2 separate regions of the Homo sapiens genome follow, and region 1 is linked to region 2. A link is a loop called in an ENCODE intact Hi-C map of the cell type or tissue named here. Cell type or tissue: A673. All regions are shown on one strand. Links, peaks and the distances in the headings refer to the core of each region. The heading gives the core; the rest is flanking DNA.

Region 1 (5,386 bases), core at 328-5,327, 200 kb after region 2:
TTTTGCCACTTTCTCAAAGCATATTGTGAAAGTTTAGAGACCAGAATTATATACTTGGCACGGAACAAAGTTTACGGAACTCCCTGGACATGGCCTTCGGCTCAGAACCAACTGGCAACTCCAGTTGGTTAGAAGAGTCAATTACATTTGTAAAGGTTTTCGTTCTTAGAAAAGCATACTCGAGGAACAATTAGGAAAACAATCTCTTTGACTTGGCTGAGATGAGGCTAGAAATATCATCTGTCCTAAATTTAAATTTGTTGGGGCTGAAGACAACATAAGCTCTATTTTTGATGATTACAGGTCATGATTTCCACAGCCTGACTGTTTTTGGCAACATATTATTGTGTTAAATGGCACATAAGCAGTTTTCAAATTCAAACCATGAGATTTTCATCCTTTTTATCTCCCCTATTTGCTAATCATAGCCTGCTTTTTCTAGATCTTCTCTTTGGCTGTGCTATTAGAGAATCCTAATCAAAATTTCCTTAGGGAAGATTCTTCTTTGAGTTGATCACTGAATACACTTTTTTTTCTACTCATCAGACCACTCGTTGTGAGTAATTGAAACCTATAGATGGCCTATTGTCTAGTTTAGAGAACTGAGTCAATTTCTCTTGGCAAAAAGTGGCTAGGGCATTGAATTGAGATGGAGCATCTATCTACTATAGGGGAGAAAAGTTTGCTGCCAGATCAAGTTGGAAGATCATCTCCTCTAAGTCATATGCCACATTATTTATCTCGCTCTACTTTTTTCATTTCTACTGGGCAAGTTCTATTTACCCCCAATTCTTACATACAAAATTGTGTGTGTTCATTTTTGCCCTTATGGTATGTTGGATACAATGGAGGCCATCTGTCTTTTTTATTTTCCAACAGTATGTTCACTTCTTATATGATGCCTATTAAGAATTGTTAAAGTGAATTAAGTATGGCCTGACAAGGACTCTGTACTTCTATATTTGACTCTTTGTGGACTAACCGTAACCTAACTTAATAGGTAGACAAGATTGAAAACCTAATTTAGGAGTATGTGCCGGTAACAATAGCTGAGTCTTGGCCAATCCCAGCAGCCATACTTCAACTACTCACACTGCTGAGTGTTCAAACTGTGTTCAAATAAGGCAGACCCCAATCTGTAACCAATCCAGCTGTTTCTCTACCTCACTTCCAATTTCTGTACATCGCTTTGCTTTGTTTGTCTATAAATTTGTTCTGAACCTGAGGCATCCATAGAGTCTCTCTGAATCTGCTGTGATTCTGGGGGCTGCCTGATTCGTGAATTGTTCATTGCTCAATTAAACTTTAAATTTAATTTGGCTGAAGTTTTTCTTTTAAAAGTACAGAGGAAAACATTGCAGCAATTCAGTGTTTCTTGAAGGAAGCAGAGAAAAAGTCCTTCTGTCTTCTGCATTCTCTTCAAACTATCTGCCAGGTGGGCTCTCACCTCCTCCTCTCTGAGGCATCAGCCCAATAGAGGAGGCCTGGGAATCTGTGTCCTCTACCTTGTTACCTTATTCTTTCTTTAACCATTATTCTGTAAGGAGCAGTCTCAGGTGGCTTCCTACTATTGGAAGGAGTGTCCATTCTACATTCTGTCGGAGCCTCCCTAAGGTCATACAACATGGATCTTGATGCTAAAGATATAGGATGACTTGGAACTACGGATTATTGAGAATGAAAAGATACCACTTTAATTCCTCTTTCTCCAAAATAAAACCCTATTTTATTATTATTATTATTATTATTATTGAGATGGAGTTTTGCTCATTGCCCAGGCTGGAGTGCAATGACATGATCTCAGCTCACTGCAACCTCCGCCTCCTGGGTTCAAGTGATTCTCCTGCCTCAGCCTCCTGAGTAGCTGGGATTATAGGCACCCACCACCACATCCAGCTAATTTTTGTATTTTTAGTAGAGACAGGGTTTCAACATGTTGGCCAAGCTTGTCTTGAACTCCTGGCCTCAGGTGATCCACCCGCCTCTGCCTCCCAAAGTGCTGGGATTTACAGGCGTCTGGCCCCTATTTTATTACATTACAAAAAAGGGGCTGTAGTAGTCATATTTTTGTAACCTACTTGAAAATATCATGGACAGCTTTCTATGTCCTCAAGTATAGGCCTGCATTGTTATTTTCATTAACTCCATGCTATTACACCATAGTATACCTGACCTTTATTTGTTAACTTAAAAAATGAAGGATTTCATTAATAGAGCTCTTTTGTAGTAATTACTATGATTTCTTTCAGGCCAGAAAGTTGCTACTTCTGTACATTGGCATATTTTTCTCTAGCTGTTAGAAACTATTCAAGTCCCTTAAGGCTTTTAGAACATCCTAAACTTGATGCTCATATCAGCTATTAACAGTCAAACAATTGCCGGTGAGATTATAAAGTCCCATAGAGAAGATTAGAATGAATTTCAGAAAAATTCCCTAACTTTCAGAATCTACTGATTAACAGAATTTAGATACCTACGTCTAGCTAAAGCTGGGCCTAGGTTCTCTGGACTTATGTTATGTGGCACCATCATTATTCATGTGATGTGAGAAATAACCCACCTCAAAATGATTTGTCAATATTTGAATACCCTGAAATCTCACCTACAATAACTTCATTATTTTACCTTGCATTTTTGGTTCCATGGTTATGAAATGCTGTTGCTGTTGGCATCATTTATGCTATGATATAAATGAGCTTCAGAAGCTGTGTGTGTGTGTGTGTGTGTGTGTGTATGTGTGTGTATGTGTGTTTTCTCACATCCCTTCTTGAAAAACCATTGTGAGAAGAAAAGCGGATAATCATATTGAATATCTAATGCAGGAAGGTGGCCTGATGGGTATGGAGGGGTGGAGGTGGGGCAAGGGTGAAGGTTCCATGAACTTGATGTCTGGAATCACTACAGGGTCATTTGCCTAGTCATAGTTTTTCCCAGCATAATTTCTGATGGGAGCATAGATGACAAAGAAAATTTCAAGCCTTATGAGGAATAAAGGGAAAATTCTCATGCCCCATGGACAGATCTGATAAGGAGCTTCAACAAAAAAGACTTGTTTTATAAACTTGAAATGAGGAGAGATTTTCTTTACCATTCAACAGATGGTAAAGGAACCACAGGCAAGAGAGCCTGAAGATGCTTTGCAGGTCTAATTTACTGTCAGTTGAGCGCCCCCTGGGGGATAGCCAGTGGAGAAGGTGGTCCAGGTCCCTGAATATTGGCCATTTTCCTCTTTTGAACAGTCTTTGGGGCAGTGCCTGATTTGACTTGGGAATTAAAAGAGGCTTGAGGCTCATAATCATTTATAAGGGATCAGTAATAATTCCAGCTCTGTTTATGTTCAGTAGTTGTAAGATTAAGGTAAGTGGCATACTTTGCAATCCGCAGGTTGCCACAGGGATATTAGCAATCATTACCGCAATGACCACTCACTCCCTATAAGGCTGCCTGAGATCTCATATGGAAGAGAATATAATTTTATTTTCATAAAAACCCTAAGAAGAAGGGAAGGAAACTACTTTAATTTTCCAAAACGAAGCTAGCTTTATTTTGTCTGATAGTAGAATACATAAAATATTATAGAATATGTTTATATAGAATATTTTAGTAATATACTGAAATGTGTAGAGTATTCAAACATTAACATAACAAAGAAAAGAGACTACATCTTTTGAACTTTGGAATGTATCACTAAATCACCCTCCAAAGAGACTAGATCAATAAATATACTTACCAGAAGTGTGTGAGAGCAGCCTATTGCTTGCACACTTGCAAATCCTGGGCTTTGTCCATCTTTTTAATTATAACCAATCTGTTGTTTTTTTTGCATTTCTTTGATTACTAGTGAGGCTGAACATCTGTTCATATATTTACTAGCCCTATTTCTTTTTAAATTGTTTATTCATTTTTTTTTTACCCTTTTTTCTTTCTCTTTTGTGCTGATTTATAAGAACTTGAGGCACTATGGGTATTTACCCTTTTCCTGGCACATATGTTGCAAATCTTTTTCTCCAGGTGTTATCTTTTATCCTTGATTGCAATGTGTTTGTTATTTAAAAACTTTGTTTTATGCAGTTAAATACAGTAATATTTTCATTTATGGTTTCTGGCTTTAGCACCATTGCATGGAAAAACTTTCCTTATTTAAAGATGTAAAATTATTCACCCCTAGTTTCTTTGAAAATAGCATTTATTGAATGTCTACATATGCCAGGAGCTATGTTTGGCTTATTACATGTATAAGTTTATTAAATTTTCACCACAGTCTTATGAGGTAGGTATTACCATCATCTCCATTTTGCAAATTAAAAATTGCAGGTTGGAAAACTGATTTACTCATGATCACCAGGCCGAGAAGTGGTAGGCCCATGCTTAGAGGTCAGACTTCTGACTTCATGGAATATAAACTTTCCAAGTATTTAATATCCAGAGATGATCCTGCCTACAGATATTAAATTTGAATAAATTCATAAATTAGAATCTATTACAAATACTTTCCCTGGAATAAAATGCCCAATCTTGAAAAAATTACTTTAATAGCTTCATGGGTGCTAGATAATAAAAAAAAAGTAGTGAATATGGCTGAGAATGCCAAGAACCAGTTTATAGAGCAAAATATATTAATTTCCATAATGTAGATGAATAGACTATTTGGGTTTTTGCAGTAAAGAAAGATTTTAATTGACGTGAGGCCAGCCACCCCATGTGGGAGAAGAACAGAGTTATTACTCAAATCAATCATATTGAAGGCTTGTAGGTTAGGTTTTTTTCCAAAGGCAGTTTGGGGGAAGTGATGGGGGTGGCTAGGCCTTACTGCTGATTTGTTGGGTCCAAGATGAAACCATAGGGTTGTTGAAGCTGTCCTCTAGAACTGAGGTGCTTCTAGGTGGGGCATGGAAGTGTGAAATCATCAGTCAGTGAGTCCAGGTGGAGTCATGGGTGTCACATGTATATAAAACCTGAAAAGATAGTTCAAAAGGTCAATCTACAACAGTAAATTTGCATATTTTGTGACCAGTCTACACCTTAGCAGAATTCAGTTTCCTCTCCTCCCCCTAGCATGAGGGCCTTTTGTTATCTATACAAAGGTGGTTGAGTTTTTGTGAAAGTCCTATTATCATTTGAACTATAAATTCAATGTCTACCAAAGTTAGCTTAGCCTAAGCCCAGGAATTCTTAAGGGAAAGGCAAGATGGGGAGGGCAGTGGGTTAGATCAGATCTCTTTTACTACCATCATGTTCTGTTATAATTTATGCAAAGGCAGTTTCAATGTCACACATTTCTGAATCACTTCTAGCAACATCAAACTAGCAAACTACAAAATGTTCTATAAACAAGCTAGCCAGGCTCTTGCTAAGATGAGAACTGTTTGGTAAATTTTAAAAAACA
Region 2 (5,386 bases), core at 275-5,274:
TTTTAAGTAAACTAGTGTAATGTTACCTACATATGATTTTCTCAACATATTTGCAAAATCACCCTTTATAAAAATACATACACTGTATTTCTGAATTATTTATAGTGTATCATTTAGATGAAATAGGCAGAAAAGTTGTTCCAAAATAGCAATGGGAAAAGAAAACCCTATGAAAGATGATTTTATTTCTATTTTAAGATTTCTTATAGTAAGAAACACCTCATTATAATGAAAATGTAGCTTAAAACTTAGCTCAAGGCAGTGTGCTATAATGGACAAAGCAGGTCAGGGTCAATGAATCTGCATTCTGATCCCAGCTTTGTAATTAATCAGGGAAACTTGGACAATCCAATTACCCTCTCTGGGTCTCAGCCTTCTAATCTGTAAAATATGAGATTTGGACTTGTTGATCCTTTCCAGGTCAAAGGGTTTCTGATTCCTTTAAAAAATATATATGCATATATATTTTTTTACAGAGACGGGGTCTCACTCTGTTGCCCAGGCTGGAGTTGAGTGGTGTGATCATTGCTCACTGCACCCTCTAACTCCTGGGCTCGAGGATTCCTCCCACCTTAGCCTCTGGAGTAGCTGGGATTACAGGGGCAAACCACCGCAACCAGGTACAGAGTTTCTGATGCTATTTGTGATTTTAATAATGCAGTTTAGCCAGATAATGTCAAATTCTGTTAGTAATTTGGCTGATGTCTTATTTAACAAAAGAAAACATCATTTTGAAAAATATCTCTTTGTAGAAAGCTGAATTACTGTTCTCTAGAAGCAAGGGCAAGGAGTTACACAATGAAAGAAAAGAGTGAGGGGCAAGAGAATTGAGAAGAAGACTGGAATGGTGAGTGTTTTAAGGTGAATGAAGGAGTGAGTAGCTGACATGGAGAAAAGGACAGGTGGGTGTTCTCTAAGGAGGATGTTTATGAAGATTTGCTCTGTGTTGTGCAATGAAATTCCTTTTGTTGTTGTTGTTTTTTAAAGAGACGGGGTCTCACTATATTGCCCACACTGGTCTCAAACTCCTGGGCTCAAGCAATCCTCCCACCTCGGCTTCCCAAAGTGGAAATTCCTTTTTTGTTGCCTCATCAAGAGACCCAGAGTTAAGACCTAAATAATCTATATAACCCCTTCATTGTTCTTTGTGGCAAGATGTGGTTCTTTATAGTTATGACAATGTGATTAACCTGAACATGAGATGTCCATGTTATTTTCAGGTTAGATTTATGACCTAGAGAGATCTACTTTAATGCAGCCTCACTCCTAAAATAATGCTATTAAAAAGCAGACAAGGAGATCATTTATTGAGCATGCAACAGCCACTTTACATATATTGTCTCTAACATTTTGAACAATTCTACATTGTATATCTTTTCTTTTCCATATAAAATCTGCCTCTGGGAAGTTAGGCACTTTATTTGCTCTTAGGAGAGTCTCAAAGAAATCTTTAATGAGATAAGCACAATTTTGCACATTTCTGCAATAATCTCAGCCATTGCTAGCTGTTCTTTGCTATATTAAAAATTAGTTAGATTGCTCTAAATTACATAAACATTACAGAGTTAAAATAAATATTAGCCAAAGTTGAATCTTTAAACATACCATGCATAAAAAATATGGTTGTATTCTTCCAAACCAAATATTTTATAAATATTTAAATGAGTGGACATATTAATTTCCATAATTATAACAGCAAAGTAAAAAAAAAGTAATTATCATGTTGAGCATGTGTAGTAAAAGCAAAAGCAAAGCTTGTAAATGTATTTGGAACTTCGGTTCCTCCTCTTAGTTTGTACAGAGTGACCCCCAAATTGATATAACCAGGTCTCCTGACCCCCCAGCTTGGTCTGATTTTTGCTACATGGACTACCTCAAACACAAAAGACCTCAACCTCCACTTCCTCCTGTTTGTCCATTTTGCCAGCAATCAACCTCTACCAACAGCCATTTGATTATAATTACACCTTGTTTTCCCATTTGGGTCAAGGCTGAACTCAGGCTCTTCTGGATGGTGAACTGCTGAGGGACATCATAAGAAAGTTTGAAGTTCTGCATAATTGCTGTAACAACCTGCCCTTCAGCTCTGATCTCCAACCACACTCACACTGGCTGGGCCACTCCTTTGAAGACAAAGAAAACAGTGCCAGAGGCTGTCCTACTTAATAATAAGCCTTTGGCTCTCTCTGCCCTGTATGCACATGGTGCCCTCTACTGGCAAAGTGGAGCCACATCCAGGAAGGGGATGGAGAATTGGATTATTAATGGCTTTGGGCATTCAGCGAAATCAGACCACAGTACCTGCTAAGGCCTTCCTGATAGCTTTTTGTTTGCTGATTATAAGCATTATTTGAGCTAAAAGTAGAAAGCAGTATGCTTTTATTTGCAATTTAATCATGCACGTTGCTATGGTAATGTAAAATACTTTACAGTAATTTGCATGCACTTTATCGCATTATCGTTTTAGACATTTTTTTATATGTAAACAATAAGTTTAATTATTTATTAAGTTTAACAGTAATCAGGCTGGTAGCTCACTCCTGTCATCGCGGCACTTTGGGAGGCTGAGGAGAGAGGATCATTTGAGATCAGGAGTTCGAGACCAGCCTGGGCAACATAGGGAGAATCCCCACTTCTTCTCTACAAAAAATAAAAGAAAATTAGTTGTGCATGGTGGTGCACAGCGGTAGTCCCAGCTACTCAGCAGGCTGAGGTGGGAGGATTGCTTCAGCCCAGAAGGTTGAGGCTGCAATGAGCCATTAACGTGCCACTGCACTCCAGCCTGGGAGACAGAACAAGAGACATTGTCTAAAAAAAAAAAAAAAAAAAAGAAAGAAAGAAAGAAAAAAAGAGAAACAAAAAACAAACAACAATCAGAAAATTTTCTTCAAAATAATTTTCTTAGTATGATTGCCAACAACCTTATATTAAGGGGATGAACCCAAATTATTAAATAAAATAAAAACACATCTGAAAAAAAAGGCTATAGAAGAAAGTGCACAAGAACAGGCACTTATACATACTTTTCAAAAGGACATAAACTGCACTTTTCTTGGGTGGAGGGGCGGGGACACAGTCTCTCTCTGTTGCCCAGGCCAGGCTGGAGTGCAGTGGCACGATCTTGGCTCACTGCAACCTCTGCCTCCTGGGTTCAAGGGATTCTCCTGCCTCAGCTTCCCGAGTAGCTGGGATTACAGGCATGGGCCACCACGCCCCACTAATTTTTGTATTTTTAATAGAGATGGGGGTCTCACCATGTTGGCCAGGCTGGTCTCAAACATCCTACCTCAGGTGATCCTCCTGCCTCGGCCTCCCAAAGTGCTGGGATTACAGGTGTGAGCCGCTGCACCCGGCCAAACTGCACTTTTAGGCACTGTTTCTCTTCAGATTTCCTTTGTCAACAATATATGGCAGGACTTTTGATGCCCAGATGCTAACACAGAAAGATGATTAAGTCACCTTTATGCAAAAAAGCTTGTGTCTAATGCGCAGAAAATAAGTAGATAGCATGTTATAAATAAAGGTTTGCAAAGATAAGTTGTTTGATACTGAAAAGGTTTGCTGTCTCTTCATGTAATTAAACAATACAAATCTATGTATATTATGCCACTGGAGTCAAACTCTTAAATGGTACTTGATGTGCAAAATCTTCACCTTTAAAATAATTTTTGAATTTTTTTTAAAGAGAGTCTTGCTATGTTGCCCAGTCTGGACTCAAAACCCTGGGTTCAAGGGAATCCTCTCACTTCAGTCTCCTGAGTAGCTGGGACTATAGGCACACACCACTGCACCTGGCTAACTTTTACAACTTTAAAACAGGCAGATATTTCATTTCTGTGCTGTTTTATAGGCTGGCTATGTGTAACAAAGTTTATTTTAAAATATTTATTTATAATAAACAGCTGGTCAGTTGTGAGAGCCAACTATGTCTCCTAAGCCCTTGTATTAAATAGACACACTCTAAATATAAAATGTTTGGCATATAGTCATTGGATTTTTTTTTTTTTTAGATGGAGTTTTGTTCTTGTTGCCCAGGCTGGAGTGCAACGGCACAATCTCAGCTCACCACAACCTCCACCTCCCAGGTTCAAGTGATTCTCCTGTTTCAGCCTCCTGAGTAGCTGGGATTACAGGCATGTGCCACCACGCCCGGCTAATTTTTGTATTTTTAGTAGAGACGGTGTTTCTTCATGTTGGTCAGGCTGGTCTCAAACTCCCGACCTCAGGTGATCTGCCTGCCTCAGCCTCCCAAGGTGCTGGGATTACAGGCGTGAGCCACCGCGCCCAGCTAGTCATTGGATTTTTAAAACAATTACAACCTCCAGAATTCCCCATGTTGTATCATATTGAGTAGTTAAAAAATTATTTAAGTATTTTATTCTTTCAAAGAGAATTTTACTCCAATCGCCTTCAATTTCGTTCTATCATACTCTGGAGTGGACCCACAAGTTTACTGTGCATGTTCATTAAACCGTAAAGTGTTTCACAATTTTCACTGTTAGTTCTAAAGTAGCATCTTCAGCATATAAACAAATAGTTTGGGGATGCTGCTGGAAAGCTAAAATAATCTTTTCCACTTTTGCTTTGTACAGGGAAAATGCCTTGTGTCTGTCTCTTATGAGGATCATTCCTAGCAACAGAAATATTTATTCCTCCAGCTTTTAGAAATTTATTTTCAAATCCATCACATTCTGCTTGTAAACTTGCAGCACCCTCATCAAGATTATGAGCATGATTAGGATCTATAACAATATACTTTAAAAGGTTATGAGCATGATTAGAATCTATAACAATATACTTTAAAAAGTTACTCATACAGTAATGGTAGCTTTCAGGATGATTTCTGGGCAGTACTCTACATGCTCATCCATGTTAAATGTCTTCACATATTTAAAAGAAAGGCTTCCATTCTTGCAATAGCCTTTTAGTTTTTTGTGGGTTTTTTTGTTTGTTTGTTTGTTTGTTTTGTTTTGTTTTGTTTTTAGACAGGATCTTGCTCTGTTGCCCAGGCTGGAGTGCAGTGGAGCGATCTTGGCTCACTGCAACCTCCACCTCCCGGGTTCAAGCAATTCTCATGTCTCAACCTCCCAAGTAGCTAGTACTACAGGCGTGCGCCACCATGCCCAGCTAATGTTTGTATTTTTAGTAGAGACAGGGTTTCACCTTATTGGCCAGGCAGCTCTCGAATTCCTGGCCTCAGCCTCCCAAAGTGCTGGGATTATAGGCATAAGCCACTGCGCCCAGCATCTTTTAGTTTTTAGTAGCATCCTCAAGTCATACTCCCGGTTGACTGACCAACTCTTCTGATGCTAAAGCAGTGGGAGCCCCTGATAGCTTTTTCCGAGAGAAAAGTCACTGATTTATGCTGTGGTATTAAGTACTTAAC

Evidence for each region. Hi-C counts contacts between places; a loop is a spot of excess contacts. Peaks named below come from ENCODE experiments on the same cell type or tissue, not always from the same donor. Only the 100,000 strongest peaks of a DNase experiment are listed, where the experiment ranks them.
Region 1: a loop joins it to region 2, with 5 times the contacts of the local background. A loop is called at or near these places in 28 of 110 quality-filtered maps.

What each region holds. Positions count from the first base shown.
Region 1 is chr9:71,602,435-71,607,820 of GRCh38, reverse strand. No RefSeq gene overlaps it. Among named protein-coding and RNA genes, the nearest start is that of CEMIP2, 160 kb to the left of the region's middle. In A673, for the core only: a CTCF peak has its summit at 3,178 (motif pointing left); a DNase peak (open chromatin) is centred at 3,170.
Region 2 is chr9:71,803,834-71,809,219 of GRCh38, reverse strand. It overlaps the pseudogene LOC100420790. Among named protein-coding and RNA genes, the nearest start is that of CEMIP2, 38 kb to the right of the region's middle. In A673, for the core only: a CTCF peak has its summit at 2,221 (motif pointing left); a DNase peak (open chromatin) is centred at 2,199; H3K27me3 peaks cover 242 bases.